Regions from separate parts of the Mus musculus genome. Here region 2 is linked to region 1. The links are chromatin loops, found by intact Hi-C in ENCODE. Cell type or tissue: left cerebral cortex. All regions are shown on one strand. Links, peaks and the distances in the headings refer to the core of each region. The heading gives the core; the rest is flanking DNA.

Region 1 (4,622 bases), core at 686-3,185:
CATACACACACACACACACACACACACACACACACACATATATATATATATATATATATATATATATATATATATAGAGAGAGAGAGAGAGAGAGAGAGAGAGAGTAATGGTACTTGGAAGATAACCTGGTGGTAGAGGCAGCACTGAATTGGAAATACCCTCTTTCATTAAGTCTGTGGTCGGTTTTTTAAGTGTCTCAGTGAGCCAAGTGAGACACTTCCCAACCCTATCTTCTAACTTAGCAGAGACCTGAAGAACTATTTATCCACAGCCTACCTTTGTGAAAGGTTTCCACTGTAGGGCTCCACGAGGAATAGACTGATAATATCAAAGGACAAAGACCAGCATCGCAGAGTGCCGGCTAATCTTATGTCAACTCAACACACAGACTAGAGTTATCTGAAAGGAGGGACCTTCATTTGAGAAAAGGCCTCCATAAAATATGTCTGTAACAAGTCTGTAGGACATTTTCCTAATTAGTGATTGATGGGGAGAGCCTAGTTTATTATGGGTGGTGCCATCTGTGGGCTGGCGGTCTTGGGTTCTAAAGAAAGCCAGATGAGCGAGCCGCGGGGAGCAAGCCATTACGCAACATCTTTCCATCAGCTCCTACAGCCAGGTGCCTGCCCTGACTTCTTCAGTGATGAACAGCAATGTTGAAGCGTAAGCCAAATAAATCTTTCCTCCCCAACTTGCTCTTTGGTTATGGTGTTTTGTTGCAGCAATAGGACCCCTAACTCAGACATACAGTTTCTAGCTTTTAGCTGGTATCTCAGCCCCATAGGTTTTATAACTAAATGATATATGTGAGAATTGAAACAGTCTCTCCAATAGCATAGCTCTACGGTGTTTTGCTTCACTAAAAAGTACTAATTTGCTGAATACCCATGTTATATTCCAATCACCATAGCTATACTTTGCCATTAAACTGTATTTTTAATTTGTGTATTCGATATATGTATGTGTGCACATGAACACACATATACATGCAGAGCCACAGGTTAGTGTCAGATGTCTTCCTCTGTCATTTCCCACTTTATTTTGAGACAAGGTCTTTCACTGAGTTTGAGACTAGCTGTTTCAGCAAGGCTAGGTGGCCAGTAATCTAGGGAAATCCATTCCTCTGCTCACCCAACGCCGGGGTTACAGGTTGAACCATTACGACATCTTCATTATTTGTGAATGCGGAGGAACCAATCAGACCTCACACCTCTACCCACGGAGCAATCTGCCCAGCCTGCACTGAAATATTTTCATAAGGGCATCCAAAGATGGAAGGGCCTTAGGGTTCCAATTCCCTTTAAAAGCCCAAGATAGACAGTCCTGTAATGCCGCAACTATTCTTAGGACATTTGCCCAAGAAAATGTTAGCTTTTGTTTCAAGCAGTTTTTTTTTCTCAGCTCTCTTCCATCTTTCAAGGGAGCAGCCTCTCTGAGCCAGTGGTTATCACCCTTCTTAACGCTGTGGCTCTGTAATAGAGTTCCTCATGTTGTGGTGACCCTTAGCCATAAGATTGTCATTGTTGCTGCTTCATAACTAATTTTGCTACTGTTGTGAATCATAATGGAAATGTTTTGGATGAGTCTTGTGAAAGGGTTGTTTGACCCTTAGAGGGGTCTCGACACTCAGGTTGAGAACCACTGAGCTAAAAGATCAGCATAGCTTCTTTAAATCAAATAACCACAGCAGGTAAAGGGTTGGCCAAAGAAAATAGCCCAGAAGAAGATAGCTGGCTTTTGGAAAGTGCCTGATTAATGATGGACCTCACCCAGAGCAGTTAGACCCTGGTGGTTCCCAGATGTGGCTAAAGAGACAGCTGACTTCACTGTTTCTCAGGATGAAATGCCCTGTAAATGTCTCCTGTGACTGGCTAGTCTCAATCATAAGGGCATGATTTCTACAGCAGTAGTGAAAAGATGGCTTTTGTTAAGTTAAGGTTGTCACAATTAAGGTTTCAAAAGAGGAAAAATGTGTGGATTTTTTCAGTCAAAATTGAATTTTGACCAGCAAATGTTGTCAGGCACAATTCTCTCTTCTCTTATTTCTAGTCTCATGTTTAAAAAAGAAAAGCACCCACAAATAGTAGAGGCATTGCTTATATTTCTTGTCTCCTTGTTTTCTTCTGTTACAAAGTTTTCAACTGAGCTGGTTAGTTCCCATCAACTTGACACAAAGTCACCTTGGAAGAGGGAACCTTGGTTGAAGGCTCCCTTCTGTCTGATGGGCCTGTGGGCATGTCTGTGGGGCGTTTTCATCATTGCCAGTTGATGTGGGAGGCCCAGCCCACAATGGGCAGCACTACACATGGGAAGATGGTCCTGGCTTGTGTACAAAAGCAACCTAAACGGCCATGGGGAGCAAGCCAGTAAACAGCATTGCACTGTGATCAGTACTTTTCAGTCCTGTTTCTGGGCTCTGGAGTTGACTTTTTGCCTAGGCTTCCTTTGGTGGTAGGCTGTTACTTGTATCCCAAAATGAACACTTTCCTCCTAACTTGGTTTTGGGCATAGTTTTTGTCATCTCAACAGAGAAGCAAACTAGAACATCAACTCAACCTGTTGATGAGAAAGAGAGCCAGAGTATCTGTCTATCAACTTGGGATAGAGCAGAAGAGCTCTTAAGACTAAAGCTGCCTGCCTTTCACGATAGAACGATAGAACGGTAATCCAGGGTAATTGTTTATTCTTTTTCTCACCAGTCAGCTCAAGTCCTACAAAAGAAACTTTAAAAGAAGGATTCTTTTAAATGAGTTCACTATGGCAAGAATGTATCTTAGGACTCCTCACACCTGGATGGCCCAGGTTGCAGAAAGGGATGCTGGGCTCAGCTGGCTTTCTTCCCTTTCCTTTGTATTCACTCAGTCTAGGATGAGAGGGTTCTTGGGATGCAGCTGCCAATGTTCAGGATTACTCTTCCTTTCTTCAATAAGCCTCTCTGGAAACACCTCACAGACACACACACACACACACACACACACACACACACACTCAGCGGTGTGCTTCCTGGGTGACTCTGCACCCAGCCCAGTTGACAGTGGAGATTAACCATGACAGGTGTGTCCTGGGAACCAGGTAAAGACACTTACTTCTGAGCCTTTTGTGTATTTTCTCCTGGGCGATGTAATCTGATGTCCTAACATCACAATTATTCATGTGAGGAACAGGTATAATGTGGGAGACGGGATAGAAGTCATGGAGCTGAAAACCTTAGTCACTCTTACCTGCTGTGATTGTAATTGTAATTCCTCGCAAGTATCATCCAGCCTTAAACACACACACACACACTCGCACATGCACACGCACACACAGTCTTACATTTTATTCTTCACAAAATGCTGGGGTCACTCCAAAATCTGGATGCTTTCACTGACATAACCAAAATTATTTATTACTGTTATTATTATTATTATTATTATTGTTATTATTATTATTATTATTTTGCTCAGATAATCCCAAATTTCTTCTTGGCTCTAAAACCACAAGTACTCAAATATGCCTCCCACAATGCAGTTTGAGCCTTGCTAAGTAATGTATTTCTTATGTTAAGTAGACCAAACTATTAACTACAACCTTGTCTTAACTGCATAAATATAGACAAGTTATTTACCTTCAGTTTCCGCACCAGTGATATTAGGAGGCTAAGTATACTGAACACATACACTCTGAAAGTGGTAAGTAGACAAAAAGTGCAGGATTGGCGGGGGTGGGGTGCATTCCGCTAAGATAATGGGGTTGCATTTAGTCAGAGGTACTATTTACAGACTTGTAGAAAGCAACTATTTAAAGAGTTGGAAGTATCCCAGTGCTGAAAAACAAGAGGGCAACTACCTCTTTAGGGGGTGAAAGGGTTCCGGAAAGAGAAGATTCTTAATCCCAGAGGAAGCAGTTGTAGTTAAGAGTTGTGGTGTGGTTGCAGTTGCAATAGTCATGTTTGTAGTCTGGTTGTACTTGTGGTTGCTGTTGTTGTAGTTGTGGTTGTAATAGCTGTAGCCGTCACTGTAAGAGATGACCATTGGCAGACCCTTCTATAAAACCCTACAGCCGGCTCTTGGTGGCCCAGTACAGGTGAAGTGAAAGAATCAAGCACTACGAAATTCCTCCTACCCCTCCACCCAATCTGCTACCAATGACTCCCATTCAGCACACCAAAACTGATGCAGAAGTGAGAGCCCGCAAAGTACCACACGCTGGGGCCCAGAGCAGGAAGAATGGTACAGACAGGAGCCCGAGGGGACATCAGAGCCCATCCTGAACAAATTCCTGTGTGGCGCTTATTCCTTCTTCAGGATATGAAAGTCCTTTGCTCCTGCAGCAGTGCCAAAGATAAAAGGGAAAACATACACACTATATTTCTTTACAACACTATTGAGGTTTGTATGGGACAAAGAAGGTGCAATAAATGGATGCCCAAGAAGAATGAGCCCTTCATAGGTCTGCAAGCTCTACAGTGTCTCGCCCTCAGGTCAATCTGACCTGACTGTCTGAGGACACAGATGAAGACACACAGGGATGGGAGAAAACAAAGGAAGCCCTAACATTAGTAGGGTAGAAGTCCAGCTCCAGGCCAAAATGTGTGTGATCTTTCAGCCCTGACAATAGGCAACCATAAGGCTTTGACTGG
Region 2 (4,622 bases), core at 1,266-3,765, 520 kb before region 1:
TGTGGAGACTCTCGTGTTTCTGAAGCTTTTTGTTGTCTGTGGCCCAGGTTGCAGCATTTCCCCTGTGCTTGACTGCTGGTTTGCCACACCTCGTCCTGATATGCACTACATAAACGGGAAGCAGGATGTCATGTGAGCCCTACACTCAAGCCATCAGAACGTCATGAAAGCACTAGTTTAGTTGTGTGAGACAGAAGATCTGTCATACATTTGCACTTAAATTGCTTTGTAGTGTTTGTATATATTTGAGGCAGCTGTGAAATGTTTTTATTATAGTCAAATGGCAATGAGAGCTACATGACAATAGTGAGCTCATCTTCTGGTATCATTTCTTCCTAAAGTTTCATCAGTCAGAGTTGAGAAAGTGGAGTTGTATGATAGCCGTTTTTGATGTTGTCTTTGTGTCTGCTCTAGGAAGATGACCCTCCCAGTGAAGGGCAGGTGATTAGGAGGCCCCACAAAAAGCGTCATGAAGATGCCATCGTTGCCCTTCTTACTAAGCAACAACGGGAGTTATTAGTTTCACAGCAAGAGGAGGTACTTTTCAACCATAAAGATTTTTGGGGGGAGGGCTAGATATAAATACAGGAAAAATATTAAATATCCAACTTTTAATTTTGATAAGACAGTGTTTAAGATACTCTATAATCAGAGTCATGGTCCTTTTAACCTAGATTGAACTGAGCTTTGTAACTGAGAAAAATTTCGACAATCTCCTCCAAACTTTTATGTTACAATTTAAAAACACAACAAAAAAATATGAAGCTTTAAAGATACAATTATTTTGTGTGTGTGTGTGTGTGTGTGTATGTATGTGTGTGTGTGTGTATGTGTGTGTATGTATGTGTGTGTGTGTATGTGTGTGTGTGTATGTGTGTGTGTATGTATGTGTGTGTGTGTGTATGTGTGTGTGTATGTATGTATGTGTGTGTATGTATGTGTGTGTGTATGTGTGTGTGTGTGTGTATGTGTGTGTGTGTATGTATGTGTGTGTGTGTATGTGTGTGTGTGTATATGTGTGTGTGTGTGTGTGTGTGTGTGTGTTCGGTTCCAGCCCACACCCACATACATATGAATACACATACAATACCAAATGCCTTTTTAAACTTGTTTTCAGAAAAGGTTTCCATGTACTTACTTACTGTGTGTGGGAGCAAGTGCACACCCAGATGTAGAGGTCAAGGCTGACTTGGGGTAGTAGGTTCTTCCCTACCATTCGGGTTCCAGGGATTGAATTCCTTAGCAGATGTCACAGATGGTAGCCCTTACTTGCTAAGCTGTCTTGCTGGGCCCTAACCTAACTTTTTAGACTTATTATTTGTGTACCTGAAATGTGACATTATAAGCACTTGTGTGTTATGAATCATCATATTTACAAGAGAGTTCCTGCTTTGGATGATTTACTATAATGGGCCTAATGGTTTTTCTTATTACTGAAGGACTTGGATAACAGCGTGGGTGAGCTTAGTGAAGGACAGAGGCTCGTGCTGAAAGCAGCAGAGGACATCTCAGCAGGACCGTCCGGCCAAATGCTGCCGCCCACTTCTCCTGCAGAGCCCTCCTATCAGCACGCAGACCCTCGGCTGGTATTGCAGCAGTCTGACATGGCCTCAGGTACACACAACTAGTTCTTCTTGGTGTTTCTAAAAAATACTACTTTAATCCTATTGCAGTCTCTTACATTCTTCCCAGGCTGTTGCTGTAGTGTACTTTACATTACAATCCAGCGATGTGTTCTTTGTATGAATAGATGAAGGCTTGAAGATTTTATTATATCTTTTCTATGATATACAACACTTTCTCCTGAATATGTTTTGTGTGTCTTCATTCGTATGGGCACATTGGGAGGGATATGAGACAATTTTTGTAATATACATACTTAAAAATTTATAATATAGATGTACTATTTTAATGTATACTAGAAAAATATAACCTCTCAGAACCAATAGCCATGTTTAAGACAGAGTTCAATGAGATCATACCACTCTAGAAATGTGTTCTCTATAGAGTGTGATTTCTCAGATGTAGTGTTTAGTGTGTTTGGGCTATCTTTAAGAGTAACTGCAATTTCTGTTGTAGCACTTTGGCGATTACTAGCATAGAGTTAATTCTCATTGTCTGTGGTAGTGTAGCCTATAAGTTAAGCACGTATATATTAGGAAACACTGAACTCTTAGGAGAAATACAGGATTGGGTTCCAGGAAGCCTCTTGGAACGTTGTCACATGATCGGTATTTAACCTGGCTTTATGTGTGTTTCTGTTTAAAGACATTGTATTTAGTTTCTGTGATTGATTCACCAACACTGAAATCACAGCCAAAACACTATAATTCATTCCCAAAGAAGTGTATATAACACATAGTCCTCCCCAGGCGTGTCAGAGTCTTCTTGTGCTCAGGAACACTGGGCAGTAATTTTCTTTTGAAATGATTTAGGTATCATTCTAAGTTCCCAAAGCACAAATGTGCGTGTCTGTACTTAGGTCTGTCTGTCTTTCTGTCTGTCTGTCTCTGTGTCTTGCACATACGTAAGTGGGGAGGAAGGAAAGTATAAAGGAGAGTGAATGAACACAAAAATGTGGAAAACTTGGCATTAACTTCACTGTTCAAAGGTCATCTCTTATAGCTAATGTAAAAAGGCAGAGTGGGGAATTTTATGGTGGGTGATGGTTTTTCACTGCATTGCTAAGAGCCACAAAAAGACCATAAAGTTTCTGTGAACAGTGAGTTTTCATTAGAATTATGTTTCTGTGAGTAGGTAACTTTGCAAATGGAAATTGGCCAGTTAGGTGGGTTCTGACTTTCCCAGACTCATTAATGCATTCTGTATTAGGTTGGTGCAAAATCAATTGTGGTTTTAGACAATAAAATTTAAATCACTGTAACTAAACTCTAACACATCTTTATCAGATAGAAACTATTATAATCAACATGCTTTTTTCTACAAGAAATTGACTTGCTTATTTCTATAACATAAAACTCTATGCTTTGCAGCTTGACAAATTCCTGAAAAGTATTTTCTGCATTCTGCTGGTTGTGGAAATACTCATCCTGCTAAAAGTTCTGCAAAAGCTTAAAGAGGCAGCAGTTGGTTGGTGAGATAAGTGAAGCTGGTGTATCAGGCAACAGCTTGGTACTAATTTCTTTGGCCCTGTCCGTTCACCTTTTGAAGCACTGGCTGCGCAGGGCGCTGAGTAACCCCGAGCTTTCCCGCCTGTGCCTAAATCCCAAGTGTCCACTTAGAGGCTGCTTACTAACAATGCGATGGCCTTTGCTACACTTGTTCCCTGACTGCCTCATAACTTATTTCACCTATGCAAACTCTTCTGTTTGCCACAAGGCTGGTTACCTCCCCTCAGTTTCTTTCTTTATTCTTTTTGTTTTTTTCGAGTCCCCTCAGTTTCATACGCCTAACTTCCTCAGAATCTGGGTGGCAAATCTCCTGCCTCTATCTACCAGAGTTTTAATCTGTCTACTGAAACTTTCACCTTCTACATCCTGCTTTTTGTTAATAGGCCATCAGGTTTTTATTGACACAAAGTACTCAAGGGTCGTCCCTATAGTAAGTAGTTGGCTGTGGTTGTGGAGAAGACGCTGACAGAGAGTTGGGCCTCGCTGGCCAGGGCTGTCTAAGCATCCCAGTGTGCTGAGTGTCTCAAGCATCCCAGTGTGCGAGTGTCTCAAGCATCCCAGTGTGCTGAGCGTCTCAAGCATCCCAGTGTGCGAGTGTCTCAAGCATCCCAGTGTGCTGAGTGCTCCTCAGATGCCATGGTTTCCTGGGGTTCAGGAAGATTCCGTGGCTGGATGGATTGGCCACGGGCAGGAGCCAGGATTTTTCTTTCCATGCAAGTTTAGCTTTGGGAAGTGTTTTGGAGCTTTTTAGTCCAACCTCTGAGTTGGTCACTGATGGTTGTCAGATACGAACCACTTTTTGCTCCATGTTGCAGTCCAATCAAATAATGTTTGGTTATCGCTGCATAGAATAACAGGGTGGAAGTTCAAAGGTATGACTTATAAATTATTTTTTAGTCATCTCATGAGGTCCTCACCCAACTTTTCTACTTTTCCAACTTAATTCAAGTGTCTAGCGGCCATCAGTGATCCACACTGAATTCTTGGCAACATTAGTGTAGTCATAAGAGCATCGCTTCAGTAATGAACGATTGTCACCAGGTTTGATGACTGGGCCACTGCACACCTCGTTGTCAAGGCCTTCATCTCTTTTGCAGAGCGTCTCCACACACCTCTGCCTTGTGTGTTCATTAGCACTTTCAGGGCCAGATGAGTTGGTAATGTTGTTAGTTGTCTGTACTTTTTCATTGTCTATTTGAACTGGAATAAGAAAATTGCTTCAACTTGTTTCTTGTTCATAGTCATTACTATAATATAAATATAAAGTAGGCAACAAGTAGTGTCACTAGCAAAAAACCAAAACCAAACAAAGCCAAAAGACCCACGACTCCGAAGTAGGAGCGTTAAAATGATATAAAATATTACCGTATTTATTTAAGAATTTATTCCAAAATCAAAAGATAAATTTCAACAATACAAAAAAGTTTACTCTTGCCGGGCATGGTGGCACATACCTTTAATCCCAGCACTTGGGAGGCAGAGGCAAGCTAA

The links. Hi-C counts contacts between places; a loop is a spot of excess contacts. Peaks named below come from ENCODE experiments on the same cell type or tissue, not always from the same donor. Only the 100,000 strongest peaks of a DNase experiment are listed, where the experiment ranks them.
Region 2: it touches region 1 in a loop (9-fold over the local background); 22 of 42 quality-filtered maps call a loop at or near these places.

What each region holds. Positions count from the first base shown.
Region 1 is chr12:71,708,483-71,713,104 of GRCm38, forward strand. The region is part of intron 2 of 9630002D21Rik (a long non-coding RNA gene); the gene reads left to right. Among named protein-coding and RNA genes, the nearest start is that of Gm46356, 81 kb to the left of the region's middle. In left cerebral cortex, for the core only: no CTCF peak of the experiment used is centred there; no DNase peak of the experiment used is centred there.
Region 2 is chr12:71,192,853-71,197,474 of GRCm38, forward strand. It overlaps 2700049A03Rik (RIKEN cDNA 2700049A03 gene), which reads left to right. Exons shown (of 30, transcript NM_001163378.1): 26 at 415-537; 27 at 1,440-1,614. Among named protein-coding and RNA genes, the nearest start is that of 2700049A03Rik, 58 kb to the left of the region's middle. In left cerebral cortex, for the core only: no CTCF peak of the experiment used is centred there; no DNase peak of the experiment used is centred there.